2 separate regions of the Homo sapiens genome follow, and region 1 is linked to region 2. A link is an interaction called in ENCODE POLR2A ChIA-PET data of the cell type or tissue named here. Cell type or tissue: IMR-90. All regions are shown on one strand. Links, peaks and the distances in the headings refer to the core of each region. The heading gives the core; the rest is flanking DNA.

The links. ChIA-PET counts read pairs that join two places held together with the same protein. Peaks named below come from ENCODE experiments on the same cell type or tissue, not always from the same donor. Only the 100,000 strongest peaks of a DNase experiment are listed, where the experiment ranks them.
Region 1: POLR2A ChIA-PET joins it to region 2 with 6 read pairs; 2 of 35 experiments call an interaction of 5 or more read pairs at or near these places.

Annotation. Positions count from the first base shown.
Region 1 is chr13:30,167,462-30,183,299 of GRCh38, forward strand. It overlaps LINC00385 (long intergenic non-protein coding RNA 385), which reads left to right. Exons shown (of 2, transcript NR_187533.1): 2 at 1,125-1,570. Among named protein-coding and RNA genes, the nearest start is that of LINC00385, 22 kb to the left of the region's middle. RefSeq lists enhancers at 1,892-2,161, 11,329-12,075, 12,076-12,821. In IMR-90, for the core only: no CTCF peak of the experiment used is centred there; no DNase peak of the experiment used is centred there.
Region 2 is chr13:30,335,274-30,351,111 of GRCh38, forward strand. LINC00426 (long intergenic non-protein coding RNA 426) reads right to left here. Exons shown (of 5, transcript NR_024464.2): 5 at 4,993-6,195. LOC124903145 (a long non-coding RNA gene) reads left to right here. Exons shown (of 2, transcript XR_007063742.1): 2 at 9,683-11,895. Among named protein-coding and RNA genes, the nearest start is that of LINC00427, 23 kb to the left of the region's middle. RefSeq lists an enhancer at 2,602-3,801. In IMR-90, for the core only: no CTCF peak of the experiment used is centred there; DNase peaks (open chromatin) are centred at 5,428 and 7,058; H3K4me3 peaks cover 380 bases; H3K27ac peaks cover 2,674 bases.

The DNA.
Region 1 (15,838 bases), core at 4,742-9,741, 170 kb before region 2:
AAACATCGCTCTCAAGTGAGGCCTTACCTGGCTACTTTATTTAAACATTGACATGGTTTGTCTGTGTCCCCACCCAAATCTCGTCTTGAATTCCCACGTGCTGTGGGAAGGACCCAGTGGGATGTAATTGAATCCTGGGGGTCAGGTCTTTCTTGTGCTGTTCTCGTGATAGTGAATATGCCTCATGAGACCTGATGGTTTTATAAGAAGGAGTTACCCTGCCCAAGCTCTCTCTTTGCCTGCCACCATCCACATAAGATGCGACTTGCTCCTCCTTGCCTTCCATCATGATTGTGAGGCCTCCCCAGCCATGTGAAACTGTAAGTCCATTAAACCTCTTTCTTTTGTAATTTGCCTAGTCTCGGGTATGTTTTTATCAACAGTGTGAAAACGGACTAATACAAACATCCACCCACACCCACCCAATGCCCTCTTTCTCTCCTTATTGTATTTTAACATGTGTCACTACCCTACATAAGATAACGCACACATATATATCTTTTTCATTGTCTGCCTTTGCCAATGAGAATGTAAGCACCATGAGAACAGGGAGTTTTTTTCTTTTTTTTTTTTTTTTTTTTTTTTTGAGATGCAGTCTCACTCTATTGCCCAGCCTGGAGTGTAGTGGCACTATCTCAGCTCTCTGCAACCTCTGTCTCCTGGGTTCAAGTGATTCTCCTGCCTTAGCCTCCCTAGTAGCTGGGGTTACAGGCATGCACCACCAGCCTGGCTAATTTTTGTATTTTTAGTAGAGATGGGGTTTCACCATGTTGGCCAGGCTGGTCTCAAACTCCTGACCTCAAATAATCCCCCTGTCTTGGCCTCCTAAAGTGCTGGAATTATAGGCGTAAGCCACCATGCCTGGCCAGTTTTTTTCTATATTGTTCACTATTATTTCCCCAGCCCCCAGAATAGTACCTGCACATAACATGTCATCAATAAATGTTTGTCAAATGAATAATTTTTTTACTATAGTCATTAAGCCTGCATCTAGAAATGCAGGGTAGTGATTATAAACATGGATTTTAAAGTCACACAAATATAGATTCCAAAACCTGCTCTAACCCCATTTTAGCTGTGTGACCTTGGGCAAGGTATTAATACTTTTATCATTGTTAAAATAGGTACGATGATGTACAAAAGAGGAAGCAAAGCACTGAACACAGAACCTGGCAAGCTGTAATCATCTGGCACATCTGAACTGTCTGGGTGGTGTCTCCGCTGCTACCGCCTCAGTGCAGGTTTCCATCATCTGTTGCCTGTTGACCATGAAACTCCCAACTCAATCCTCTCACTCCAGCCTTCCTCAAACCCCAGTGTCTTCCACATACTAGGACCAGAGTGATCCTCTGAACATAAAACTGATTGATAACAGATCATCCAAATGGACTAATAATTGACCAATTAATAATTGACAATCAAAAAATTCTCTCCTCAAAAAAAAAGGCAAGAAAACTGGCAAAAAATGTCAAAATCAACTTTTCTAGAACTCTGAAAGTTAACCACCAAAGGCTTGGAATAATCCGGGAAGCTTTTATTTAATTAAAATGGCTGAGTCTTGGTATGAACAGCAAACTTTGTGGTGTTTCAACTTGCCCTATTCCTATCTCCCTATCTCCCACGTGGTGGTTCCCTAGAAAACTAACAATCACAGTAAAAGACAGCAGCCTGGTAGCTATCAGAGAGAGAGAAATGGAGTCGGGGGTCCTTTAAAGCCTCATTCCCATGGAATCGTCATTAGTTAGCCTCTCTAGTAGTCCCCTGGAAGACTGCACTTATAAGGTCATCTTTATTAGACCTGACTTAGAGCTCACCTAGTGCAAAAGGCTTTTCTCCAGGGGTGTTTGTAAAAAAATAAAAATAAAAAAATTAGAGACTGTTGTTTAACTTTCTGGCTGGGTGCTTTGTGGCTGCCTAAGGCTGTGGATCACAGTTGGGCAGACAATAAGCTGATCAAAAACCATAAAAGTAAAATCTGGGGAATGAGCTCTCCATGGGGTCTTAGACAAGCTTCACCCACTTTCTGGGCATCTAGAAGGTCATGGGCATGTGTAGGACTCTGCATGTGTCCAGGGCTGTGCACATGCTCAGAAAAGACCTAAGAAGGCCCCAAGAGCTCACTTCTGGCTGATCTTGGGGCTCTGTAAAACCAGAAAGTGAAAGCTAAGGCACAGTTTCAACTGCCTGGCTGAGTGTTGAAGGAGTGTCCAACGTGCACACACAGCAGCTTTCCAAGGACTGGGAGATTTACTGGTCACTGGCGTTCAAGGAAACCTCTGTCCATTCATTAACTGACCACTGAGCTGATTGAGCAGAGAGCTCAGTGGCTAAACATGATAAAGAATATAGACTTTACAGAAGATATTTAGAAATATCCCTGAGTAAAATAATAGCAACAAACAGCAACAACAACAGGCCCAGGGGATGGAGCAGAATCTGACTTCCAGAGAGCCTATCAGGGAACTTCTGGGCCTCTAAAGTCGTGTGAGCCAATTCCCATAATAAACTTAAAAATGCTTTGAGATGAATGAAAATGAAAACACAACATAGCAACAATGAAGGATGCACTAAAGCAGTGCTTATAGGGAATTTCGTAGCTGTAAACATGTATTTTTAAGAAAAAAGGAAAAGTCTCATATTAATAATCTAACATTCCATCCTCAGAAATTAGAAAAACAAACTAAACCCAAAAATAAGCATCAGGAAGAAAATAATAAAGATTAGAAAGAAAATAAATAAAATGGAGAATTTTTAAAATAGAGAAAAATCGATAAAACCAAATGATCTCCAAAATCACAAAACATTTAACTAAACTGACCAAGAAAAAAAGAGAGAAGACTCAAATTACTAAAATCAGGTACGGAGAAAGGGCATTACTTGCAAAACTAGAGTTTGAAGGAAATACTACAAGCAGTTATATGCCAACAAATTAGATAACCTAGATGAAATGGACACATTTATAGAAACGCACAAACTGCTGAAACTCAGAAAGAGAAAAATCTGAATATACCTATAACAAGAAAGATGTTGAATTAGTCATCAAAAAATGTCCCACGAAATAAAAGCCCATGACCAGATGGCTTCACTGATGAATTCTACCAAACATTTAATGAAGAATTAACATCAATCTTTCACAGATTCTTCCAAAAAATAGAAGAGGAGGGAACACTTCCCAGAAGCTGTCTCAGAGGCTGCCTGTCAAAATACTCTATTCTGAGTCTAAATCCTCAACACAGCATTGCCAGTTTTTTATAATCCGGCCCCTGCACCACCTACCCCACCCTCGTGCGTGTGGCGCTCTAAACTTCCTCTGTTGTTTCTAAGAGTGCACCATGCTCTCTTCTCACCTCCCGGCCTTCATACCCACCGTTCCTTCTGACTGGTATAGCCTCTCTGCCTCCCCTTCTCTACTGATTCCCGTCCATCTTTTGAGACAGCCCCTCCGCAGGAAATTTCCCTGCACCCTCCTGACTGTGTGAGGTGTCTCTCCCGGGGGCACCCACACCACGTGCCTATGCTCCTGCAGCACTTCTGACTCTGGAAAAAAATATGTCCATGCATTTATCTGCCTCTCTTCCCAGTCCTGGAAGACAGGAACGGTGATTCCAATAGCTTGCAGGGTGCTTCTCACTAGCAAGGCACATCAACCTTTGCTGAATAAACGACCTCAGGATAAGGTAAGGCATTCCTAAATTACTGCTGTTTCTGGGACTAATTTTGATAATTTTATCCTAGTCCCAACAAGGACTCTCCCTTTGTAGAGACAGCATTCACAACAAAATGAATCTTTCTCAAGACTAAAATAAAGAAAAGAGCATTTCCAGGTTCAGACCTGCTCACAGAGTAAAATAGACAAGGCCAGTCCATGCCTGTCTGAGTACACGAGCTGCATTCTCTGTGAGTGCCCCGGTCACCTCTTGGGACACAGCCCACCAGCAGCAGCCTTGCCTGAGACCACACGGTGCTATGTGGGTGCTGGAGATGCCAGGAGGCAAGGCGGGAGGCATGGGAGGCACCGGCCTGGTTCCTAAGAAGCTCAAGTGTCCAGTGAGGAGAAATGGGCTGGAAAGTAGAAAAAGACAACGTTGTTTCCAGGAAAACTAAAATCAAAGTCAAGGAAGTGAGGCCAGCAGTCACTGCTCTAAGATGCAGGGGCTGTCCTCAAGGTGGCCAAGGAGCTCCAGGAAGGCAAGACTTTAGGGAGAGGAGAAACTGAGAAAGGCTTGAAGGTCAGAAAGAAAGCAGTGTGTTGGAAGGTAACGAGAAGGGGCAGGGGAGAGACAAAGGAGACGCATTTGGGAGGGTTTTAAATACTTTGCTAGTGAATTTTATTTTTTGCCTGTTTAATTAATTTAAACCTGCTAATGAATTTAACTTTTCATTATGGGGGCCATTAAATATTTTTGGGCCAAAGAGAAAGTGACGTGCATGCCAAGAGGTGTTTGATGAAGATGAAGCAGGCAGGAGTCCATAGGTGGTGGTTAGAGAGTAGAGCCGGGGGGCCCGGCAGTCCAGACTCCAGGTAGCTTGGCCCTAACAAGAAAGGAGCCAGCGGGAGAAATATCAGGCAAGTAACTTGCCCTGGTCCTGCAGCGGCAAGGTGGCAGTGAAGCTGGGACATGAACCCAGGGGTCTGACTCCAGCAACCTCACCCTTTGCTGCTAGGCACACCTGCATGGCAGCCTCCTAGCTGTACCTTTCAAATAGCTGTGAGCAGCTTAAGGCTTCAATAGCTACATAGATGCATTTCTAGCAAGTGACAAGAGTGCTATTAATTATGCTAATGTAAGGGTCATTATGCATTTAAGTGCAACGCTAGTCTCTTACAAACACTAAAGGAGTGGAATTGGTCTTCTTCCCTTTCCACATACCCGACAGTTGCTTAAGACAGTCTTCCGCCACACTAGGTACTTCGTAAATGTCCATTGAGTGGAAAAGTCCAGTGGCCAGCGGAAGTCACTAGAGTGAGGCTGTGTGAGTCCAGACACTTTCATGTGTCATATCTATAGGTTTCCATTTGGAGGCTGAATGACATCCACGATGCCCTCTGTCCTCTTTCACCGACACGCTGCACAGGTGGTTTCTTCACAGGCCTGTTTCCTGAAGGACGTCCATAGGTGGGGCCCAAGTGACCATTAAAAAAAATGGTTCAACTGGGAATTGGCACCTTTTTGCTTGTGTCCAGTAACTTTTTAAAAGTTGAATATATTGTCTAAACCTGGCCCTGTAGTCTTGCAGGGCTAAAAGACTCGCAGGGTCCCTGCCTGACAACTAAGAAGGCGTGTAGTGTTAGCGTCCTCTGTATTGCATCACTGTAAGGTGGCATTCTGAATAAAGGGACTTAAAACAGTATGTCGCAAGAGAAAAACAATTCTATTATACCTAAATTTTAAAAACTTTTGTCTTTCTTCCCCTCTTGTAACTAATAGATTAGTTTGAGCATGAAAATAAACTGGGGGGAAGAATGGCCTCCTTCGTTTGCTAAGGTTTTTTCCTTTTACTCACTATTGTGAAATGCGATTCTTTAATAGATGGTGTTTAACGCTCTGTGTTAACTTCCCTTAAGGCTCTGTTGAGCATGACAAATGTGTGGATCATTACTTCCCAGTTCTCCTTGAGAAGATAAAACAATAATACATTGAAGTTTGTATTTTAACCCAGTTTTTCCGTGTGAGGCCTTTAATTTTTAGTGTTGCTGACAAATATCTGTGTCCCATTTTCCAAGCGGATGCTACCCTTCCCTTTATGACGTCATCGTGGTTGGCCGTAGTCTAGCTCCTCAGTGCATCCTCCACAGGCTCTGCCGAGTGGGGGTGTTGGTGTCAGTGCGGCGCCATTGCACGCTCACTTCTGACTCTGAGGAGGACTACGGAGCAGTTGGGTGTCCTTCACAGTTTAGGAAGCAAGGGTCGCTGCTTTTGAATCAGATACCTCTCTCTGGAATGAACCTCTTAGAATGCGCCCAGGATTGCAAATTCGCTTCCTGTCTCTGCAACATGTCATGGAAAGTTTTGAGCTGTGAAACAGCCTGTCCTTTTATCTTCAAAGCCTGAAAGCTCTTGGATCTAAGAAGGAAATCATTTATTTGGGTTGAAAAAGACAATTTGGTTTTAGGATGATTAAACATAGAGTTAACAAAAAATGAAAACCAAATGACTTTTAGCCTAATAAGAAACTCACACGTTTATAAATCTGCTGCTCTTAACTCATTAATGTCATCCAAAAACCAGGCATCCTACTGTTGGAAACTGCAATATTGAAGTACAAAATGGGTGGGGTGAGAGGAAACGAGAATCTGCCAAGCAGAAGAGTCTGTACTCCAATCGCCTTATTAGGAGCTCCAAGAAAGCAGGCAGAAAAACAGAGTTTGAAATAGAACTACCAATCATGGGGCAATAACAAGAGGGTCCAAAGTTATCCCCCCACACACATGTGCACACACACCCCACAAACCTATAAATGTTTGCAAAGGTTACTTGCTTACTAGGCCAACAGGCATTCCGCTAATCACCATGTCACTGAATTGCAGGTTCTTCCGAATCCAATTAAGAAGAGCAAGGTCTGGTAGAAAGAAAGTGACTTTTTATTCCAAAGCTACTTTAGGGGAAGAAGTACACAGGCTTCCTGCTTTATGGGTACCACTTCACTTTTGGAGCAGAAAGTGGGCAATTTTGGCTGGGCGCAGTGGCTCACACCTGTAATCCCAGCACTCTGGGAGGCTGAGGCAGGTGGATCACCTGAGGTCAGGAGTTCGAGACCAGCCTGGCCAACATGGGAAAACCCCGCCTCTTCTACAAATACAAAAAAGAGCCAAGCGTGGTGGCGGGCACCTGTAATCCCAGCTACTAGGGAGGCTGAGGCATGAGAATCACTTGAACCCAGAAGGCAGAGGTTGCAGTGAGCCGAGATCGTGCTGTTGCACTCCAGCCTGGGTGACAGAGTGAAAAAAAAGGAAGTGGGCAATTTTAAAGTGTGGGGACTACACAGTGGTGGAAGTGAGCCGGTGAGTGGGATGTGGCGGGGGTCTGTGTACTCCCTTCAGTGCCTTATCTACTGGCCAGTTGAGTTGGTGTCTTCCTGGGAAAAAATAGGTTGTAAAGGTGGTCAAAAACTCTAGTGTGCATACTTTGGTTGTAAATGGGCTGTTATCTCTTCAGGCAGCCTCCTGGTGGGTGAGAGTTCTGCTCTGGAGCTTCTAAGCACATAGTTAGATGAACTTGCCCTGTAGGGAGCGTCTGGTGAAGAGGAGGTAAAAGGCTATGATTACATTTCTAAAGGGCTAAGTAGGAAGTGTGGAAAAGTAGGAAAGAGAAAAAAGAGAGAGGAAAAAAAATAAAGTATCTCTTAGAAAAATGGGGGTACTAGCCGGGCATGGTGGCTCACGCCTGTAATCCCAGCACTTTGGGAGGCCAATGTGGGCGGATCACCTAAGGTCGGGAGTTCAAGACCAGCCTGACCAACATGAAGAAACCCCGTCTCTACTAAAAAATATAAAATTAGCTGGGCATGGTGGCACATGCCTCTGATCCCCACTACTCAGGAGGCTGAGGCAGGAGAATCACTTGAATCTGGGAGGAGGAGGTTGTGGTGAGCTGAGATCGTGCCATTGCACTCCACTCCAGCCTGGGCAACAAGAGTGAAACTCCATTTCAAAAAAAAAAAAAAGAAGAAGAAGAAGAAGAAGAAGAAAAATTAGGGTACTAGGTGGTTACAACCACGGCCTCAAAGGACTCTGATAGATTAGGTCTGATAATAGTTATTTAAAACATTATTATTAGGTTATTAAATGACTAACTGTGAGCTTAGTCAAGGCGCCCAGCCTGTGTGAGCCTCAGTTTATTAATCTATGAAATAAGTTAAGTAATTCCTTTTACACAGGGTTGTGGGTGGGGATTAACAATAAGGTGGGTGAGCATCGGCACAGTACCTGGGGCAGAGCAGACGCCCACTACACAGTGCAGATTGCTGTGACTTTTTTCTTATTTATAATTAAGGTACGAAGATAAGGAATTGAACAAAATGAATTTCAATGGTCTTTTTCAAAGGAATATCCAAGTGCTAAGGTAGCTTTTCTTTAAAATATTGCTTAGAGTATCCTATCTTTGTGGATTTTTAAGACTGTGGCTACGTGTGTGTGTGTGTGTGTGTGTGTGTGTAATAAAACCTGCGTATAGAGCTATTTTTAAATCTTAAATGTGTGGAAGTGTCACGTTTAAAGAAAAGGATATCTTTAGGTAAGACAGTTTGTAATAGAAACCACTGTGTGAAATTATTTCTAGAGAACTGTTTATATGGTACGCCATCTATATCCAAAAAAGGACACAGGCAAAGAAAATGAAAAGTTATAAAAAATAAAAATCGATTTTTAAAGGTTTTTTTAAGACCAACTACAAAGCAATAAAAATTGGGAGAGAGTTGTATCTAAAAACCTAAGCCAATATACCTTTTATGACTGAGCACAAAAAATCTAGCTAAGAGCTAAGGCAAAACAAGAAACACACAAGTTGTACAGCTTTCAATATGTAATAGAAGGAAGTTCATCAATTTATAAGGCCTCCATTTTGAAAGGAACCAGTCATATATAGGTCTTTATATAATAGTGATTTTATATGATTGTTCCTTACATGGATCCTCTTTCAAAGTCAAGGGTGCCAAGGATTTGTAGGTCTTTGATGGGATTTCCCTGGGGAACCAGTACAGCATAGCCTGGGTAGGTAGCTTTCTGGTGATCAAGTTGGCATGATGTTAGATGTTCACACACTACACATAAGGGTGACCCAATGAATGAGGAGAATGTGAGCTGAGCACTAATGCCTTGGTGGTGTCTATTGCATGCCAAGGAAAGCCCAGCTGTTCTCACTGGGTTTCCAGCCACATCTCCCTCCCTGGTGTCTGGCTTTGGCAATTTCCTTGCTGCACCTCTCTCTGAACTTCTGCTACCATCTTCCTTGATGCTCTCCAATACAGCTTTCTGAATGGTGAGTCACACCAAGCTTTATTCCTTTACTATTTGGTACCAATGCGGCTCAACTAGAAGGAAGTTTCCACTGTTATTTGCATGTTGTCTGGTCTCCCCATTCCGGAGTAGAGTTTAATTAGGGAGTCTAGAGCCATCTCGCACCATCCTTTAAACTTGTGCCCTATTTCTTGATAAACATAAGAAGCTCAGCCCACTCATGGGGGATGCACAAAGGATGAGCTTTGCAATTCCATTAGTTCTATCTGCCAGAAGAATCCACAGAGCTTCACGTTCTGCAGTTTTTATTTTTAAAAATGATAGGTCATTTTTCACTTTGCAAAAATGAAATTATATAAATTTAAATATTCCTTTTCCAAGCCCACCTCCCCCAGACTCCATTGTTGGGAAAGGGTATGTCCCCTCATCTCCAAGAGCCACTTAGAGGAAAGAAAGGTTATCAGGCCCTTTGGCTCTTTATTGAAACTCATCTTCCTTATTGCTGTGTTTATTCATGCAACACAGGAGTTAGAAAAAGTCTGATAACAACAGGTGACTTGCTTGACAGGCAGGTATTCTGGGTGATTGACTGAAAAGAAGGCCCAAAGCTTTGCTGGCAATGATTGTAGGAAGCAAAATTACAAATTTCTTGTGAAAACTGAAGAGCCAATTACATTTTGATATAATTCAGTCAATTACTGGATGAAAGATCATCCAGCCTGGATGAAAGATCATCTCATCTCCACCCAGGGTGGATTAGAGGAGAACCTGGACGCAGGGCCAAGACTTTTCTCAGGAAACGATTTCCTGAATATGTCCAAGTGCTGAAGTGCCCAGTTAAAACCCCAGGCCTTCCCCTGTAGAGACAAGACAAGGCCTAGGAGAGCTTTAACATGGTTTCTAAAATGTGTGGTTTTGAATGGCCACATTATGTGACCTGCTAAAATGGGCTGGTCATCAAATACACCTTCAGAAAAGTTAACCTGCTTAGGGGGATTTAAACAGTCCTCCTGGATGCTGAAGAGAGTTGCCAAAACCAGTAACATTTAGCAAAATGTATACTGGGTATGAATATTGAGCTGTACTTTCTGATTATAACTGGACAGCAGGTTTTGCTTCCTCCTGAGAAAGGTTACTGGCACATGAGAGGAAGACCATGTCATCACAAGTCACTCGGCACTGCAGAACATATGCTCACCTGAAGAGAACATCCATTTTTTTAATGTTATCAAACCAGAAGTTTCGAAGGATAGGATTATAACATCATCTAGTGTCGTACCACTTGGAGTTGAGATTTGCCCTCTCAGGAGCCAGTTTTTACCTTTTTGTGCCTTGAGGTGGTTCTTTTACACATTCTTCAGAGGTGGGCGACACACCCTTATATAGGCCATTCTGGGGCAAGCTTTTATGTAGAGAATCAAAGACCAGTGGTTGATTAATAAGTTTCCAGAGTTTCAATATTGCAAACGTTTTCTTAAATGAAGCTGAGTGTGGCAATAGTTCACCATAGAATAATTCTACCTTAGAGTACTTGCTTTGCATGTCATATATAATACCAAGAGGCTCAGGCCTGTGGTTTCTAAAGAAGAGAGCTGGTGTCTATTGACAAGAGCCTGAATGTTTCCCCAAAAAATCAATGCTGGAGAAACTTCAGATGTGCAAGAGAAGCAGGCATGGATCTGAAGAGAGACAAGGAACGGTGAGACAATCCTGGGGAGACTGAAGTTTGTGCTAACCGGCAGGTGAGGGGCAGGTGGGTGGGGCTGTCATCAGCAGAAGGATGGAGTTCAGAATGACACAGGCTCAGTATGTACTGGCCCCAGACGACTCTCCCAACATCATCTCCTGCCTTCTAATGTAGCAACACAAAAATGTGAATCCCAGGATGGCCAAGAGCACTGATTCTGTAGATTTGTTATACCTGCCTGGAACCCTTTGCAGAGGAGGAAGAGGAGAGATTGCTGTGGTTGGTTGGCTCATCGGCCATGGGTTTGGGAGGTGGGGAGTGATGGGACATGCTGTGAATTAACAAGCCTTTACTAGATGCTCCCCCCACACACTACGGTTTGCATAACTTCATGCCTTTGAAAAAGCTGTTGTAGCTGACTTGAAGGTTGTTTCACACCCTTCCACTGATTAAATTTCTACTAACACTCCAAGACTCGGCTCCATGATACTCTTTCTCAGAAGCATCTCTTATGCCCTTCCCACCCCTAGCTTCTTGCCAGCAAAGAGAGTGTCTGCCTTTCTCTGTGGCCACAGCTGTGGCTCCAGCACAGATCACATGGTACTGGTAGCACTTGTGTATGGATCCATCTCCCCAGCCTTGAGCTCCTGGGGAACAGGGACCATGTTTTACAACTTCTTTAATCCCCTATGGGATGTGCAATGCCTGGCATATAGATGCCATTTGATAAATGCTTAATTAATTAAATATCAATGTCTAACTAGCTAATGGATTATAATGGGTAATTAAACACTACAGAGGACCTGTCCAGGATGGTTCTTTGAAATTCCTGCCTTGAGGGAGGGTAAACTTAGCTTCACTTGGCCTGGCTCATCCTACAGGTGGGTGGGCCTGACTCGATGGCACACCTCCCTCCAGAAGGCCTGCCTGTTCTTCAGGCCGAGGCTTTCCTCTGAGCGTCCTCCAGCTGCCTTCTCTGTGCAGAGCTTGCCTGCCTAGCAATGCTGGCCTATCTCCTCCTGGACCTGAAAGATGGCCTTGTTCCAGCACACCCCTGGGTCTGTCACGGGAGGCTTCTGGTTATTTTGCAGGCAAAACCTGGCCTGTTGGACCAAAACCTGGCCTGTTGGACCAGCCAGAGTGAATGATTTTTAGTGCAGCTCTGCACTTTAGGGTTGGGGTGCCATCCAGAGTCACCCCCGGAGTGTGGGATACCCCTTGCCCTCTCACCCCTCACTGCACCCTTCACCCTGTGCATAGCCCTGTGCTGCCGCATCTTTGCTCCAAGTGCTTCCTCTACCTGCAATTCTCCACGCCCTTCCCCTGCAGTCCGCTGGTGAACACCCACTCATCTTTGAAAACTCAGCCCAGCATCATCTTTCCGGGGAAGCCTCTTCGGATCCTCCCCCTACTTCCATCCCCCGCCGCTCCTACCCCCCAGCAAGCACTGACCCCTCCCTCTTCCAAGCCTTTCTGTCCTAGTCCCCATCACTCCATAATGATCCTAGCTGTAGGACATGGTCTGCTGAGATTCCTGCCGTGAGGCCAGGACAATTAGGGACAAAGAGCCAGGTGTTTCCATCATCACAAGAAACAGTCCTGGGCTGAAGCCTGAGCCACTAGCCCCAGATGCAGCAGGCAGCACCTGGCACAGCAGTGTTAGGAAGGTGGGCTGTGTGATCCTGCTGAGTGTGGATGATCAAAGGCCAGTGTATGGGCAAGGGTGGGGGCACAGGTGGGCTGGCAGCCAGAGAGGCCAGGCTCTCCAGGTGATGAGGCCACCGGCTGTGACTTTTGGGCCTGTCTCAGGAATTTGTCTGTTCTCAGTGGTGACATGCAGCTTTGAAGCACTTCTTTCTTCCCTCTTCTGCTGGAGAAAAGAAACTAAATAGAAGCACAATAATATTGCAAAATAAATTAAGGTCTTTCCTGCAAGGAACACAAACATCCTTAGCAGGGTGGAGAGGCCACCTGTGGCTAAGAATGAGAGGCAACAGCTCAACCCTGAGAGACAAGGAGCCCTGTGCTGTGGTGACAAGCCAGCTGCAGAAAGACCCACTCAGAAGAGCTCTGGAGTGAAGATTCCCCAGTTGGTTGACAGGAGATTGAGAATTTGAGAAAATGCCACCCAGTCTTTGAAGGCATTTCTTCCATTGGTTGTTCTTCAAGAGCCATCTGCTTCAGGAGCTAATATTAACTTTAACTCTTTCAGGGAAGACATCACTCTTCAAAAATTAGACAGAAAAGCATCCAGAATTCCCATCACCTCTATTCAACCTGGTTTTGATGTTAGCCTTCGCGTTCAGGCTGGGTGGCCATAGCATGCTAAGCATGGTGCAATAGCGTATTCCTACAGGGGACAGAGGTGAGCTTTTACAAGCTGGCTTACCTCTTAAAGATTAACTTAGCAAAACAGTAAACACCTACCACTTATTGTGTGTAAGGCCCTGTTCTAAATACTTTATATAGATTAATTCATTACTCTTCCCAGTAGCCTTGTAGGGGAGCTACAATTATGATCTAGATTTTATAGATAAGGACCTCAGAGGCAGAGAAAGGCTCACTAACTTGCCCAGGGTCACACAGCTAGATACCGGTGAAGCCAGGATTCGAACTGGGCAGCAGCTGGGCTGCAGAGCCTCCTGTTAATCAACGTGCCATCCTGTCCTTTAGCACGAAGGCCATGCATATAGTGAGGTGTGCAGGATGCAAAGGATGGTGGCCTCTGCCAAGGTGGGGTCATGGAAATGCTAAGCGGATTCTTGCAGTGACTATTCATGGGTGAGGATGGATGAGGGGAAGAAAAGAAGGGAGGAGGTGCTGGAGCATCCAGTGGGGGCTCAGGTCAAAGAGGCTATTACCAGGGTGGGCGATGACCAGGAGCAGCCAAGGGCTGGTACAGATGGGCCCAGGCGAATGTCAAGGCTCAACACTAGAGAGGCCCACTAGATGAATCCCAAAGGTGAGGTGCTGGACAAATGCAGAAGCCAGCGACATGGATGAGGAAGGAGAGGCAAGCCCCTATGCAGAGAGGCATGGTGTGGGGTTAATACTGCTGCCTGAGCCCATGGGTTCAGGCTACTGTGAGGAGAAGGCCTGGGTTAGGAGGGTCACGGACAGCAGAAGTTTGAAGTCTGGGCCCCACAGTAAAGATGCCACCATAGTGGCCAGGAGTGGTGGCTCATGCCTGTAATCCCAGCACTTTGGGAGGCCGAGGCAGGCAGATCACGAGGTCAGGAGATCGAGACCATCCTGGCTAACATGAGGAAACCCTGTCTCTACTAAAAATTCAAAAAAATATCTGGGCATGGTGGCGGTGCCTGTAGTCCCAGCTACTCGGGAGGCTGAGGCAGGAGAATTGCTTGAACCCGGGAAGCAGAGGTTGCAGTGAGCCGATATCTCACCACTGCACTACAGCCTGGGCGACAGAGCAAGACTCTGTCTCGAAAAAAACGAAACAAAACAGGTGCCACCATAGAAACCTGAACAAGGACGGACTCAGGAGGAGGATGTGGTCAGGAATGTTTGGGCTGGATCTCTGAGTTGTCTGGTCCCGCAGCCCAGGATGCAGCCCTTCTCCCTAAAAGGCCCAGGGGCAAACCTCCCCTCTGAGGCCACAGCTTCATTCACTCTGGCCTCACCTGCTGGCCCACCTCACTAGGCTCACCAGGCAAACCTGCCACCACAGCATGTCCTATAAATTTTAGGTACAGAGCAAATGCTAAACTAAAAAGCACGAGCACAGAAACCATTAACAATATACTGGTGATCTCATAATGCCACTGCGGAGATTTCCCAAATAAATAATTTCCTTTCCGACCACCAAGTATCATCATCATACAAACACAAGAAGTTTCCACTTACTTCCGGCCATTCCCCCTCAGATTTACATTCCCGTCGTGACATGGGACCTCGCTGCATTTCAATGCATTACTTAATCAAATGGTTCGCTGGTTGACCCCGGCGGGTCTTCAAGTTGGGATTATTTATGGATATGGTTTCTTGCATGGGGTCACTGTGGGGCCTAATCTACATATGTCTCTCAAGAGCTGGGAAGTTATTTGCATTAAGAACTCCAAGGTTTCTTGGGAGGACCTATAAAAGGGATGCAGAGTAGCTTATGGGCATTTTCTCTACATTTAGGGCGCAGGTGCCCAAAGGGAGACTCTAGCAAAACAGCCAAGAGAGCATGCTGGGAAAGCAAGCCCCCACCACAACTCAAGAGGGAGCCAGTCCACACTAGCCCTGCTTCCTGGGGCCACTCAGTTGCTACAGACTCCTCACTCCCTGGAGGCCTTTCCTGAAGAGGAGTGTAGACTTGTGAGCCAGACTGCAAGAGCAATTGTCTTCCACTACAGTTAGTTAACAACATTCCTAAAGCACATCCTGGGGCAGGAGGTGTGAGCCGAGACCAGCCACTGTGATCTTTACTCTCAAAAGCTCTTCAGTCCTGTGAATAATGAAAGACACCAACCAGGGCTGCGATTGGGTCTTTATGTTACTGTTTGGTATCTGGGTCTTTATGTTACTGTTTGGTATCTTCCCGGTATCTTCCCCGTGGCTTAAGCCTTCCAGCATTAGGAAATGTCCCTCCTTTGTCTCTAGTAACTTGCTCTGAAGTCTGCTTTATCAGATAAGAATATAGACACTCCTGCATTTTTTAAAATTAATGTTTGCATGGTATATCTTTTTCTATCCCTTTACCTATGTTGTTGTATTTGAAGTAGACTGCATAGGTTGAATCATGCTTTTTTAATCCACTCAGTCAATTTCTGTCTTTTAATTGGTATATTTAGACCATTTATATCTAAGGTAATTGTTGATGTCTTAGGGTTTAAATCTGCCATTTTATTGTTTTCTATTGTTTCTTTTGTTTCTAATTCCTCCATTTCTCTTATCTTCCAATGGGTTACTTGAGTATTTTTTAGGATTTCATCTGATGTACAGTCATGTGTCACTTAACATTGGGAATACATTCTGATAAATGTGACATTAGGTAATTTTGTCATTTTGTGAACATCAAAAGTGTCCTCACATAAACCTAGGTGGCATAGCCTACTACACACCTAGGCTGTATGATATAGCCTATTGCTCCTAGGCTACAAACTTGTACAGCATGGTGCTGTACTGAATATTGCAGGCAACCGTAACATAATGGTAAGCATTTGTGGATCTAAACATATCAAATATTAAAA
Region 2 (15,838 bases), core at 3,952-8,951:
GTGGTAAAACCACAAATTACAACAGATTTTCCAACCATGAAGATGGGGACAGCCATCAAACATTATCAGCAGGGTGGAGGTGTGGAAAGAAGAGCATCTGTAGCGGGTCCATTCTGTGTCCGGCACAGAGCTGGGCACATCTGTGTGTGTTAGCGCATTCTTACCTCCCAGAGCCCGGTAATCGACCAACATTTGTGGCCGATGCTACTAGGCACGGACCCAGTATCTGCATTCACCTTCTTCCTTTCTGACAAATCCCAATTTTGTTCACGGTGGCAAAGTGCCCCCTAATGCTTGTCTGATCAGACTGGTAGCTAAGATGCTGGCCAGGGGGTTCTAGCTGGAAGTTGGCTGGAGATTTCTGGGAATGGCTTTGCTTTCCTAGTATAGGAGCTTCCCCTTTTTCCCTTCCTGCCTGGAATGCAGAGTTAGGTGGGAGGTAGAGCAGCCATCGTGTGGCCACGAAGAGGCCAGTGTGAAGACAAAAGCTTCACTTCGAGAAAGCAGCAGGAAGAAAGAAGCAACCTGAGTCACAGATGTTCCCAGCACCCCCCAAAATGCCTACCTCTGGACTTCCTGAGAAGTGTGAGAAAAAGACCTTACTTGGGTCCACCACCGTAGTCAGCTTTCTATTATACACAGCATAAACAGAATCTGTCTGATCGTTATCATCATGGTAGTTCGACTGATGTACTAAGATATGGATGTTCAGGTCGCTTAAGAAACTCCCTCAACTGGCCGGGTGCGGGGCTCACGCCTGTAATCCCAGCATTTCAGGAGGTCGAGGCAGGTGGATCAACTGAGGTCAGGAGTTCGAGATCAGCCTGGCCAACATGGTGAACCGTCTCTACTAAAAATACAAAAAAGTAACCAGGCATGGTGGCATGCAACCGTAATCCCAGCTACTTGGCAGGCTGAGGCAGGAGAATCACTTGAGCCCAGGAGGCAGAGGCTGCAGTGAGTCAAGATCATGCCACTGCACTCCAGCCTGGGCAACAGAGTGAGACTCTGTCTCAAAAAAAAAAAAAAAAAAAAAATATATATATATATATATATAAAGAAATTTGTGTAAATATATATGTACGTGTGTGTGTGTGTGTGTGTGTGTGTATATATATATATATTTCCTCAAATTCACACCACCACAATAGGGCACAGCTGGGGCTCAACACCACTTCCCATCAGCTTCTTCACCACCACCCCTCCCCTGCCACCTGATGACAACATATATGCACCTTCTTCTGTTTCATGATACCTCTCACCTGGCAAGCCAGAAGGCTCTTTCTCGGGGGACTGGAGTCATCACACTCTTCTGCCCACCAGAGCCCAGGCTGCTGGCAATGAAGACATCATTCCTTCCTTCCCAGGCCAGTCCTCTTGAACACAGAGCAGTGGCAGCTGCTGGAAATCCCTTCTCCCCTCCAGTGCCTCCACTGCCTGCCCTTTCTACCACCTTGCCCATGTTTGGTCATATCCAGAACACCCCTGTTAAAATAGAGCCATCTTGCTCAGCAGTTCCCCGCAGGTGTTCCACAAAACCCTAGTCCCAAGGGAAGTGACTTTGTATGGCTGGATTTAACTAAGACTAAGATGCACAAGCTTTCACATTTTAATGTCTCTGAAATTAGGATGTTTGTTACAATTGACGTATATTATCAGCAGCCATTTTCCCATGCTTTAACCGATCAGAAATCATATCTCACAGACATTGGCCTCTTAGCTCTATTAGAATGGTGCTTGAAAATAAAGGAGTTCCATGGTGAAATACGTTTGGAAAATAATGGAACAAACTAAATCAATAAACCTTTGCAATGCAGATCTTCTCAAAGCCTTTAACATGCTAAAGTGCCACTCCAAGAGATTTGCTAGGATTATTTGGCCATGGAATTCTCCTTTTTGTAGAGTGCCTCATAGTACTAGTGTTATATGGAATGCAAATTAAGAAACTTAGCTATTATATTCTGGGATAATTGACCAGATTTGCCAACCAACTAGCTGTCTTCTGGAAGAAAGCTCCAAGAAAGCTGCAGAAGACCTAACATGAGAAGCTGACAAGTCTGAAGCGTAGCCCTTTAGTGGAAAGGTCAGAGGCCTCACGGAGGCACTACCACCTGCTGAGTCACTGGAAAACACAGCAGATACCTTCGGGGGAATAATGAAAAGTGAAACGTGCAATGTTGTTAAGTTTCTCCCACTTGACTCTTTATTGGCAGCCAAGCCTACATGCCTTCATCCAGCCCAAAGAAACAAGAGTATGACTAGGGCCGTGCCTTCTTAATGCTTAGATACTATGTCTGACCTCCAGAACCTACAACGACATCATTGGTCTCCCAGATACAAACACATCTTATATGACCCTGGTAATGCTGAAAGGGGAGAGCATTCATAGAGAATTTGTAGTGCTGCTTAAACTCTCCAGGTGATTCCAATATTCAGACAAAATTGAGGCCCATAGTTAAGGCTCTGACTTGATGAAGCAGCGTTTAAATTGTGACAGCTGGGGAAAGATATGTTTCATTGTTTTGGTCATCCCAGCCCTAGGTGACAAAGGCCAAAATGGTAGTGATAGTGAAAATGGAGATAGAGATGGAGATAAGAAATGTTTTAGGGATACAATCTCTGAGGAGAGATTCAGAATAACTCAGGTTTTGAGAAGTTTGGCAGAATGACATACCATGAAGAAACGGGACAGTGAGGAGCAGAGGCCAGGATTTTGAAGGGAAGATGGTTATTTGAGTTTCTACATTGTGCTCTAGCCTTTAGAAGGATGTCCTAGTAGAAATGTCCAGAAGGCAGTTGGAGATGTCGGCTGGATTTTAGAGGGCAGAGCTAAACATTTGGAAGTGATCTGTATCCTGGTTATGTTTGAAGCTTTGGGAGTTTAAAGATTGTCTTCCCTGCAATGCGATACTGTTTGGAATACCACACATTTATAACTGCTGGACTCAGCGTGAAGGATGTGAAGTTCCCGTTCTGCTTCTGCCACTTACCAGTGTGTGACCTCAAACATGACACTCTGCCTTCTCAGCCTCAGTTTCCTTAACTAGAAAGCAGATGTAATCATACCAACCTCGCTGGGCATTTGTGAATATTAGTTGAGAAAATCCTTGTCAAGTGCTTGGCATAATGCCTGGTGCTGAACATGGCCTCCAGCCTTGTCAAGTCTCTCTAACGTCCCTCGCCCCACCCCACGCAACTCCCAAGCAGGCCGTGATTGATAGAAGTCCACTTCTCTTCTGTGCCAAGAGTGACTCTAGCAAAAACAAGCAATCAATTTGCACTCATCTCAATGGTATGTGTAGATCAGATCTTGGCAGACCAATTTAATTTTCTTTGATGGTAGATAGGCCATGTAGATAAAGAATGAGCAAGAGATGTAATCTCTTTGTGCTGGAATCTGACCTTAGATTCCATCACAAATGACTTTTCATCAATTAGATAGAAGGAAATAAGAGAGACTCTCTTCTGTCTTAAGTGCAGGCACAAAGAGCTGAATAATATCACCCAAAAGGCAGCCTATCGATGACTCAGCCTCCACCTAGGGACATCCTCTGTGACCTTACTCATGTCAGAGAGGACCCCATACTGAACATCTCTCTCTTTACACCAACAATGTCTTAACCAAGAATGTCCTAATTAAGGTCAGATGACACCAAGTTGTCAAGCATCCGTCTAAGGTAGGAATAGAGCCAAAATAGCATTAACTGACAGTTCATAAAGAGTGAGGTGCAATAGGAACAAGTTTAACATTAAAAAAAACTATGTAGACAAAAAGAAGAATATATGTTGGCTCGTTCACTAAACTAGTAACCAGTGTCACCCAGAGTTGTAGCCAGATAAGGAATGCTCAAGAATAGCCGGGTACCTGGACACCCCTGATAAATTTAACTCATATCAGAGAAGGCAACAGGAAGGCAGAGGAAAAGGGAAGGAGAGACAGAATGAGAAAGAGATCAGGGAAGAGAAGATAGGGAATTGCAATGTTGCTGTTGTTTTTGTTTATGTTGAGAGTGGAAGATGCTAGTCCATTGGAATTCACGTTCACTTATATGGGCAACAAATAATTTATTGAGCATGCAGTGTGTGCCAAGCACTGTAACCAGTGCTAGGGATATAGCAGTGAGTGGAACATTCAGGATCCTGCCCTCATGCGGTCTTCTTCCTCTACCCAACTTCCAAGTGTTGAGGAGCCCATTACGAGTCCTTAGATGGCTTCTCGTTTCCATCTGCACCCACCGTTCGTATGATCTCATCCACTACCACAGCTTTCCATACCATTCATCTGTGACTCCTTGCAGATTCAGACTTCCATCCCATCTTCAAGTGGCCAGTTATCTAGTTGTCCTCTCAACAAACCACAACCTTCGTCCATTCAAAGCAGAATCTTGATTCTTCCCTCCCCCTGCCCAAACCTCTTCTTTCTCCCATCTCTCCCACCTCCACACATGGCACCAAACACAGCCAAAACAGGGGAGTTGTCCTGGACTCCCACATCCCACGTTCTGTTGATTCTAATTTTCCAGAATTCGAATTGCATCCCACAGCCAAAAAACAGCAGTTTCTTCTTAATTATTTTGCATTCTAAAGATTGCTGCAAACAGGACTAGAGAAGACACCCCCGTCGTCCTTCGCTGTACCCCCTTCCTGCCCTCCAACTGTGACCTTGGCTGAACCAGCCCTACCACTATCAAGCCAACAAGAAGACTGCAGAAAGAGAGGGGTTTTGGGGGGTTTATTGCCTTGGGAGCAAGGACTAAGCACTCACGAGGAACGTTACTGCCTCCCTCACTCTGGGGAAAGTAAAGAGATGAATCCCAAAGTGATGAGAGGCTCGAAAGCCAGGGTCAGCAAACTTTTTCTGTGAAGGGCCAGATGGCAAATACTTTAGGATTTGCTGTCATACAGTGCCCGTCACAACTACTCAGTACTGCCATTGTAGCGTGAAGGCAGCCGCAGACAGTAGCGAATGAGACAGAAATAAATGAGCAAGGCTGTCTTCCAGTAAGACTTTATTTATGGACACTTACATTTGAATTTCATGTGATTTTTCACATATCACGAAATAGTATTCTTCTCTTGATTTTTTTTTCAACTACTTAAAATAGGTAAAAACTATTCTTAGCTCACGGGTTAAACAAAAACAGGCAGCAGGCCAGTCCTGGCCACTGGCCATACTTTGCCAACTCTTAATCCAGGAGAGCCACTCACAGACAATGCAGGGCCAGAAAGGGACAGTGACATCTCACTTCCCAGTAGACCCCTGATAAGCTGCAGAACTGCAGGCCCCTTCTGGAATGGAGCTAAGGGCGATGAGAACATTGTGTGTTCTCTGGAGGCTGGGGACACAGGGAGCCTATGGCCGGGGCCTGCCACTTAGCTGGAAGCTTCTGAAGGCAGGATGACTCAGTGGAGCAGGCCCTGATGCAAGAGGAACAGGACTCATTTGCACTCAACTATCTCTCAAAAATATTATAAAGCTGTGTCTCCTAAACTTCAGCTCTCTCTGCAGTAAATTTAAACTGTTGCGACATTGTTGCGGGTGATTTACTGGGGTGGTAAGCTTTTGCATGTTTTTTGGGAGGTTCCTTTTAAATTTCTACTACCATTGCTATCATTTTTAAGGAGTTATTCAGATGACAGAATGTTAAGCGCTGATAGTGGCTAACAAGGGAGGCTGCAGAAAGTCTATGCTGGGATCTTTAAAACCGTGATCAACTGCCATCTGTTTTGGGAGTTTTAAAGTGAGCCCAGCATGCATCAGGAGGCTAGGTGGGTCACCACTTAAGTCTCCTCCATCTTCCTAATTCCAAGATACGAGAGGAAACAGATGTGCGTTGGGGAGAGTAATGAGAAAGAGCAACTCTGCTTTCCTTTTCTCCAACAACAGAAACAGTGAATATTAACTCCCCAAATCCCTGTGTAACACTCACTGAGTACCCAGCCAAAGAAGTTTCCTTTGAAATTGAATCTGTCTGTCTAAGAGGGTCTACAAAGCCTGCATTTTAACTCTGAAATAATTCCAGTTACTTGAGCTGCTGTTGCTGCTAAAAGATGTTTGAAGAGGAGGAGGAAAAGCCATCTCGATATGACAAGGATTTGTCACTTGCTGCAAAGAAGGCACGGGATTTTTTTTTTTTCCCTGTAAAAGGGGTAGTCAGAGTTGGGAGCTTGTCCCTGTCTTCTTGGCCGAGATTCCTAGAGGAAACACAAATAGACTTTTTCAGGTCACAGGTTTCTCTGCATCAGGTGGTCCGGAGTCTCGCTCAGTTTCTATAAATCAGGCCGTTTCTCTCCAACTTATGAGTCTCCTAGCACTGGACATTCTGGAAATCCAAATGAAATTGACAAATTCGGTTGATGTCATAGCAAATTCAATGCACCTTGCTCTCTTCAGGCTGATTTCAAATCACTGGATTGAGAAGAGCTAAAATCTAGCTTTTGTTTTTAAAAATTAGACTGTATAAACTGATTTTAAAAAAATAACACAGGAATAGATATTATGTAAGATTTTCTATTCCCCGCACCCCCCGCCCCCCACCCCGCCACCAGATTTTTGTGGCCATCACCTTTTCGTGACCAATTTTATTCCCACAGTGCAAGCAGAGGGTTTGCAGTTTTGTGATGCCTTTTCGTTTTTTAGTGCCACATCATTATCAATCAAGATGTCCAGATAAATTACTTAACAGAGAGGCAGTAGAGGCGCTGCTCACATAACCACCCAGCTGAGAAAGCCTTCCTTCACTCACTCTCTTCTGTCCTGGACAGACTCATGTGGTTTACAGTTGCTCTCATTTCCATTTATCAGAAACAGATTTGCAAATGTTTTCTTTTAAGCTGGTGTCCCTTCTCTCCATTGTAATCTCAATAAGTATGAAAAGAGAAATATAGAAAATGAGCAGCATTGCTTTTTATCTCATCACCACTCACTGAGCACCTACTGCATACTCGCCTCCAAGCAGGCGTCCCCTCCCTAACAACAGCACAAGCAGGCATTATTCATCCATTTTCACAGCTACGTAAACTAAGCTGTAGAAGTTCAATAACTTGCCCGGGCTCATACTTCTGGTATGAAGTGGAGCCTGGCTTCCAGCCCAGCTCTGTCTGCCTCCAGCGCCTTTCTCTGCACTGTTCAGCAATGCCTGGCTACAGAACACGGCCAGTGTGGCCAAGCATTTTCCATGACTGTCCCTGGAGCACATTAATTCACCTCCTGAAGTGAACCTCTTTGGGAAGATGAGCCTTTTCCAAAATCAATACTTTTCATTGTAGTTAAGCAATTATGACCTAAAAGAAAATTTTCACCATGATACTGAAAGCCACCAGCTTCACATAAACACCAAACGTGCTGTAACTGAGGAGGTAAGGGGCGAGTCCTTGTCACACATTTCTTGGAGGTCAGGTCAATCCACCTGTGAGCCCAAAATTATGCTGGCAGAAGGAAGAAGCGAGATGATTTTTAATTGTTATGAAGTGTGCTGGTAACTTAAGTTGTTCTGTATTTCCATCCTTGTTTTGAAACCAAGCTGAAGCTCTCTCTGTCTCTCTGTCTCTCTGCTTTCCCTACAAATTGGACAAGAGTTTCTTCTTGGCTTCCATATGACATCAGGTCTTTCCTAAATAAAAGCAATCAATGCAGGAAAAAAAAAAATTCAAAGATAGGATGCCACTCTCTTTCACAACGATTAGTAGTTTTATATTTCCTTCCAGTCTTGTTGATGTGGATTTAACTAGTACATATTTTTAAATGCTAAAAATTGTATGTATTTCTTTTTATACCTCACATTATATCATAAACATATATGTTTCTATATAACCTTTATATGACTAATTACATCATAAACATATTTGCATGTTTCTATATAACCTTTACGAATTTAACAACTGTATAATATTCCTTCAAGTTGATATACCCCAGTTTCTTAAACTATTTCTCTTCTGTTAAGTGTTTGTAGTGTTTCCCTAATATAAGTAATGTTTTGTTTTCACCTAGGTCTTAGAAAAAAAAATAAGTACTGTTAATAAACTTTTTTGGTGTATATACCCTTTTCCCTTTCACTGGAATTTTTATTTAAGCTAAACTGTCAGAAGTATAATTACAGGGCCAAGAGATTTGAATATTTTATGTTTGATCTTTCTTACATCCTGAACACATACATATTATTTTCAACATTCTTCCTGTCATCTTCTAAGCATAATCTGGGAGAAACAGTCAATTCATTTCTTCATTTCTCTCACCCTTGACTGGGCATTGGATTATAGTAGAGCTTGCTCACCCTCAAAGCTGCTGCCAATTTCTTCCTTCCTTTCCTCCTCTCCTCTCCTCTCGTCTCCTCTCCTTTCTTCCTACCTTTTCTCTTCTCTTCTTACCTTTTCTTTCTGACAGGGTCTTGCTCTGTTGCTCAGGCTGGAATACAGTTGTACAATCATAGCTCACTCCAGCCTCAACCTCCCAGGCTCAAGGGATCCTCCCAATTCAACCTCCTGAGTAGTTAGGACTACAGGTGCACAGCAACACACCCAGCTAATTTTTGTATTTTTTGTAGAGACAAGGACCCACTATGTTGACCGGGCTAGACTCAAACTTCTGGGCTCAAGTGATCCTCCAGCCTCAGCCTCCCAAAGTGCTGGGATTACAGATGTGAGCCATGGCGCCTGGCCAGCTGCTGCCAAATTTTGAATATAAGCTAGACTTCTTGAAAAGTCCCTATGTTTCCCATATAAATAGAAGGCCAGAAAGATTTTTTTAAAATTATTACTCAGTGCTGGCAAGGGTACAAGGAAATAGACACTAATAAATTTCAATGAGTATAGACTGGTACAAACTTTCTGGAAAGCAATTTGGTAATATATGGGAATGCATTTAAAATGTATATATGCTTTAGGCCGGGCACGGTGGCTCACGCCTGTAATCCCAGCACTTTGGGAGATCGAGGCAGGTGGATCACCTGAGGTCAAGAGTTAGAGGTCAGCCTGGCCAACATGGCGAAACCCCATCTCTACTAAAATTATAAAATTAGCCAGGCATGATGGTGGGCGCCGGTAATCCCAGCTACTCAGGAGGCTGAGGCAGGAGAATCGCTTGAATCTGGGAGGCAGAGGTTGCTGAGCGGAGCTGAGAGCACATGACTGCACTATAACCTGGGCAACAGAGAGAGACTCCGTCTCAAAAAATAAAATAAAATAAAATAAATAAAATAGAATGTATACATGCTTTAGTCCAACCATTCTATTTTAATAATTTATCATAAGAAGGAAAGTCAAGGTAGGTACAAATATTTGCTACAAGCATATTCTTTTTAGCAATCCTTATAATAGCAAAAATAAAAACAAATTTAATCCAACAAAAGGTGACTGGCTTAAGAAATTATGACACATCTGTATAATGGGTATCATGCAACCATTTAAAATTATAATTGCAGATGACAAGATATATTAGTCACATAAACACAGCCTCATAATATATGTAATGAAAAAAGTCATACAATAGCACTTATTATATTGTCTATTTGTGTAAAATATATATACCTAGATAGGAGTATGATATGCTCCAGTTGTTAACAGTATTTGTATCTGGATGGTGGAATCATTGGTGGTGAATAGTTTTGCCTTTTTATCTTTTACACCACAGGTATTTTGTGTTTATAATAAGAAAGAAAGCTTATTTTTTTCTCATTTATACCAGTTTCAGAAGCTTACAAGTGCACAAAAATGTTTCCTGCCGCCCCCACCAAGATGGAACAGGGACAAGAAGAACTGATCTGCATCATCCTCTAGATTCTGTGTGCGCTTCCTGATCCATGCCTCCAAATGACAAGGGTTACAGGCATGCAGCAATGAATGTAGGCAAAATCCTTTCTGTATCTAATTCAAAACACCAGTACCCCCAGTCTAGCAAAGGAAGTGAGAATGCCCCAACCACTCTAATCAGGGACATGGACAGTTCTCCCAGCAGAAGTAATGAGGGCCTCCTCTTGAGTCAAGAAGATACTATCTTCCCTCTGAATCCACAAAATGAATCCACAAAAGCTCTAGTAGCTAATTTTTCCTTTCATTAAAATAAAACAGGTGGTACAGTAAGTAAAGAGCTTATCAATTGCACATTAAACTAGAGGTAATGGGTACTGTACTCTCTGTATTACGTTTTCTATTGCTGTGTAACAAATTACCCCCAAACACAGTAGCTTGGCACAGCAAATGTGTGTGACCTCTCACAGCATCTGAGGGTCTGGAAACTAGTAAGGTGGGGCTGACTCAGGGGCTCTCACAAGGTTGCTGTCAAGTCAGGGCTGCAGTCACCTGAAGGCTTGACTGGGGCTGGAGGAGCCACTTCCAAGTGTGCTCACAGTGTTCATGGCTTCAGGCCCTCACTGGCTGTTGGCTAGAGTCCCCATGGCCTCTCCATAGACTGTCTGCATGTCCTTTTGACATGAGAGCTGGCTTGAGAATTAGTGATCTGATAGATGAGGGGAGAGAGAGAGAGAGGGAGAACATGAGAACTAATCTTAAAAATAAACTCCACTGGGTTCTGCTGTGTCCTATTGGTCACATAGATCAACTCTGCCACAGTGTGGGAGGGGACTACACCAAGGGTGAACACCAGGAGGTGGGGACCATCACAGGCCATCTTGAAGGTCACTGACCACATTCCCCAATCAAAGGCCTGCCTCCCCAACACAGCCCACCACCACTACCTCAGTCAGAGAACTGGGGACTCAGGAACTTAAAGCCATCTCAAAGAAATACAGTTGGGAGACCATGGTTGCAAATGAGTCCACGAAAGCTCTAATAGCTAATTTTTCCTTTCATTAAAATAAAACAGGTGGTACAGTAAGTAAAAGAGCTTATCAATTGCACATTAAACTAGAGGTAATGGGTACTCTATAACTCATTTCCATTTCATTGTGCTTTGCTTACTAGAAGCTTTCAGATTTCCCTGGCAGCAGTTTCAAGGAGATTCTGATAGACTTATTTTGCTTAGATGCAGACACTGTGCACACTGAGAAGGCTTTTTCTCTGTGTCTGGTCCTATGTGCAGTGTTAGCGTGGCTGTCATAGATTTGCTCTGCGTCTTGCTCTGGCTATTGTCCTAAAGGCACAATTTTGGCCAAATGTAGTTTACTACTTGGTTAAGGGGAAGTGATGTGGGGAGAAATCACAGTCCCTCAAGGCCTAACATCGAGGGATTTAAAGCCTTAACAACTGCCCATGCCTACTTCATTCCAGAGCTCGTCAGAGAACACCCAGCATAGGACCTGGGCTCTGCGGGCCCTCCCACCTCCCTTAGCTCCTGTGCTACCCAGCCCTTGCAGTACAAGCTGTACCTGTTGTCAACCTCCACTCACCACACCTACCCCAAGCCCAGACCACATTAACCTCCATGGCCACAGCTTCCTCTTCACCTCTTTCTGCCCTTTCTAGCTTCCAGCTAACTAAAAAAATTATTACCAACAAGGTCAACTGACAGTCTCCATATACTTGCCTCTAAATTTTGGAAGGTAATTGCTATAGTTTGATTATGGTTTATTTGACCCCAATAAATTTCATATTGAAATTTGATCCCCAATGTGGTGTTGTTAGGAGGTGGGGCTTAATAGGAAGTATTTTGAGTCATGAGGCAGATCCCTCATGAATGGCTTGGTGCTGACTTCTTGGTAACGAGTGAGATCTCATTTTCTTAGTTCCCGGAGGTGCTAGTTGTTAAATAAAAAGCCCAGTACCTCTCCTCTCTCTCTTGCTCTCTCTCTCACCCCGTGGTCTCTACATACCAGCTTCCCTTTGCCTCTTGCCATGAGTAGAAGCAGCCTGAGGCCCTCCCCAGAGGCAGATGCTGGTGCCATGCTTCTTGTACAGCCTGCAGAACTGTGAGCGAAATAAATCTCTTTTCTTCATAAATTACCCAGCCTCAGATATTTCTTTACAGCAACACAAATGGACTAAGACAGTAACCAAAGGTATCAGGTGAAGTGGAGTGGAAGAATTCATGTGACTTTTTATATTTTTCCAGTGACTTAGTAAGGTTGCTTAACCTCAGGGATGACAGAAGAGTGTTTTCTAGACCTGTTAAGTAAACGAATGAAGAGTTGGGGAAGGATAAATTTAAGTCTACTAGCCCTGTTTGACAAAATAAAAAGTTGGCAGCTCTATGATGTTCTCCCCACCCCTGTCCCATCCAAAAAAATCGTAATAATCTGGCCTGTGAAATCATACAGTTAGGAGACCCCCAGCTGAAGTCAGGAATGTCATCGTATTGTTCATATTGTTAGTTCCATGACTGCTGTCCTGCCTCTTGAGGTCAGAATATGAAGTAATGCCTGTCAACACTAAGATGTCCACATTGTCACTACATACTGTGCTGTATTTGCATTAGGAGGCTTGGCCAAGTAACAAGAGATGGAGAAGAATCTTATGGGTGTGATACAGAGTATATTCCAAAGTGGAAGAAGGGTTGGGGCATGGTGGTGTACACCTGTTGTCCCAGCTACTCAGGAGGCTGAAGAGGGAGGATCACGTGAGCCCAGGAGTTCAAGGCTGCAGTAGGCTATGATTGTGCCACTGCATTCCAGCCTGGGTGACAGAGCAAGACCCCCAACTCAAAAAAAAAAAAAAAAAAGTGGAAGAAGGGTTGTATTGTGGGGAAAGTTTACCTGCTTAAAGATTTGACACCAACTGGGGTAAGTCCAAGGGACCCAGTGGCGAACTCCCCTATCCTGGTCAACTTGATACAGGTGGCAGCTGGATAGTGTGGTATATAAACCCTGTGTAACTCAGGACACTCCCAGTGGGCTAGTGGCAAAAGCTGAACTCAGGCTAGTTTAGATAACAGGGTCAGGGATTGAAGTCAAGGATTTGAACGCCATCAGAATTCTTCTCCCTTTTTTTTTTTTTTTTGAGACACGGTCTCACTCTGTCCCCCAGGCTGGAGTGCAATGGCACGATCTCAGCTCACTGCAGCCTCTGCCTCCTGGATTCAAGTGATTCTCATGTCTCAGCCTCCTGAGTAGCTGGGATTACAGGCATGTGCCACCACACCTGGCTAATTTTTTTGAAGAGACAAGGTTTCACCATGTTGGCCAAGCTGTTCTCAAACTCCTGGCCTCAAGTGATCCACCCGCCTCGGCCTCTAAAAGTGCTGAGATTACAGGCGTGAACCACCACACCCAGCCTCCCCATCATAATCTCTGCTTTTCTCTTTGCATGTAGATTTCATTCTCTCCTCCTACAGAGGGCTTTCTTCACAGAGCAGTAGACATGGCAGCCCACCTTACCGGGGAAACAGCCGAATGACTCTGTGACCAAGGAAGAAAGGGTTCTTCTGCTAGGTCCAGCTAGGAGAACCCTGGTTTAGGACTCTGCTGGGTGCCAGGTCCATCCCTACACTAATTCCCATAGCCAAGAGGCCAGCTGTGTTATTAAAAGATGGAGCAGAAAGGCAGACAATAGCCCCTAAAAGCACATGGACCTAGAGCTGGACAGCCTTTGGTTCAAACCACTCACTAGCTGTGTCTTTGTGAAACTTACTCAGACCCTGTAGGCTTTACTTTATCTGAAAAACAGGGATAATGCTAATACCAACCACAAATTGTCATTGTGAAAATAATTTAAATGTGCCAATAAGTATAGAATACTAAATTTCATATCTTGCACATAATAAATGCTCAAAATGTCCATTGTCTATTTGGGCAATTATTAAAGCTTTGTTATCTGCTCAACACAGAGACCAAACCACAGTACCTGATCTTCTCCTTTGTACCCGAATGGTGCAGCCCTCTGGTTTCAACACTCCCCTATTTCTACAGCCAGACTGGAGTTATGTTGGATAATTAGGTTGGTGCAAAAGTAATCGTGGTTTGTGTAATTACATTTATTTATTTATTATTTATTGGGTTTTTTTTGAGATGGAGTCTCACTCTGTTGCCCAGGCTGCAGTGCAATGGTGTGATCTCGGCTCACTGTAACCTCCACCTCCTGAGTTCAAGTGATTCTCATGCCTCAGCCTCCCGAGTAGCTGGGATTACAGGTGCCTGCCACCACACCCGGCTAATTTTTGTATTTTTAGTAGAGATGGGGTTTCGCCATGTTGGCCAGGCTGGTTTCGAACTGCTGACCTCAGGTGATCCACCCACCTCAGCCACCCAAAGTGCTGGGATTACAGGCGTGAGCCACCGTGCCTGGCTGTGCAATTACTTTTAATCACTTTAATTGCAATTAAAAGTAACTAGGTAGGTCTTTGGTATTAACACCATAAGATGCTAGCAAATCACACAGGCGAGAAGGTGTGAGGGGGTCAACAAAGGTAAAAACCAGAATCATACAATTCAGGACTTCAAATAATTCATTGATATTTCAGATAAAACTGTACCCTCCACGTAGCTATATAGAGGCAGAAAATATAACTTGGTGTTCAAGATTGTGTTGTCATGAAAAGATAGAACATTGGATTTGCAGACAAACAAGTTGGCCTCAGCTACTGTTGGTTTGCTTTAAGGCCTCTGCTTTATCCATCAGTAAAACAGAAATAATGATGTTCCCCCTCAATTCCCACAGAGGTTTGGTAAGACTTAACGAGGTACTGTTGGTAAAATGCTTTGAGCTCATCTCATGAAGGGCTCTATGTAGGCACTTGGTCTTATTATACAGACACTTCATGGTCATATATGTTTAGAGTAAGATGTTGCTTGGAAGCACTTCAGAGAATTGCTAAGAAACACAGATGTATTAAATGGTATCTTCTTAAAAACTGAGATTAGCCAGGCACAGTGGGTCACACCTGTAATCCTATCACTTTGGGAAGCTGAGGTGGGTGGATTACCTGAAGTCAGGAGTTTGAGACCAGCCTGGCCAACATGGTGAAACCCTGTCTCTATGAAAGATACAAAAACTAGCCCGGTGTGGTGGCAGGCGCCTTTATTCCCAGCTACTTGGGAGGCTGAGACAGGACAATTGCTTGAACCCAGAAGGTGGAGGTTGCAGTGGGCCGAGATCGTGCCCAGCCTGTGCGACAGAGTGAAACTCCATCTCAAACAAAAATCCCAAAAAACAAAAAAAGCTGAGATTAAATGGGAACTGGAAGTTTGGTACTGTTACCACCTTGTCCTAGCAACTGTATTGCTAGCAATTGTGTTGCTGGGACAAGGCAGTAACTGTATCAGTCTCCTTCTGCCCAATCGTGTTGACACCACTTTTCTTTGACCACCTGTGGATACTGATGACCTCCCCTCACCTCATTTTATTTTAACCCTTTTATTTATCCCTCATGTCAAGCATCATCTCATTCTACTGAGGTGTCATCTTTTCTTCACCACAGTTTGAGAGCTACAATTAGACAATGTGAATTTTGGATGGATTACCAATGTGTTAACAATATGTGAGGAGAGGTAACTGTATGCTATAGAGAAATAAATTTAAAAACAATTGATTAATATACTGAAAAGATAAGAAAACCATTACAAAGGCATAAACTCAGTGGTGCATTAGGGCCAGCTGACACTGACTTTTGAGAACTGATTGTTAAATTGTCGGGAATTTTGCTAGCTGGTTGTTGCACATAGCTATTTAAAAAACTAAACTGTATAGGCTTACAATTTTTAAAATTATGTTAAAAATAAAGTTAATAAAGGCCAGGTGGGGTGGCTCACACCTATAATCCCAGCATTTTGGGAAGCCAAGACAGGCGGGTCACCTGAGGTCAGGAGTTTGAGACCAGCCTGGCCAACATAGTGAAATCCTGTCTCTACTACAAATACAAAAATTAGCCAGGCATGGTGGCAGGTGCCTGTAATCTCAGCTACTCAGGAGGCTGAGGCACGAGGATCGCTTGAACTGGGAGGCAGAGGTTGCA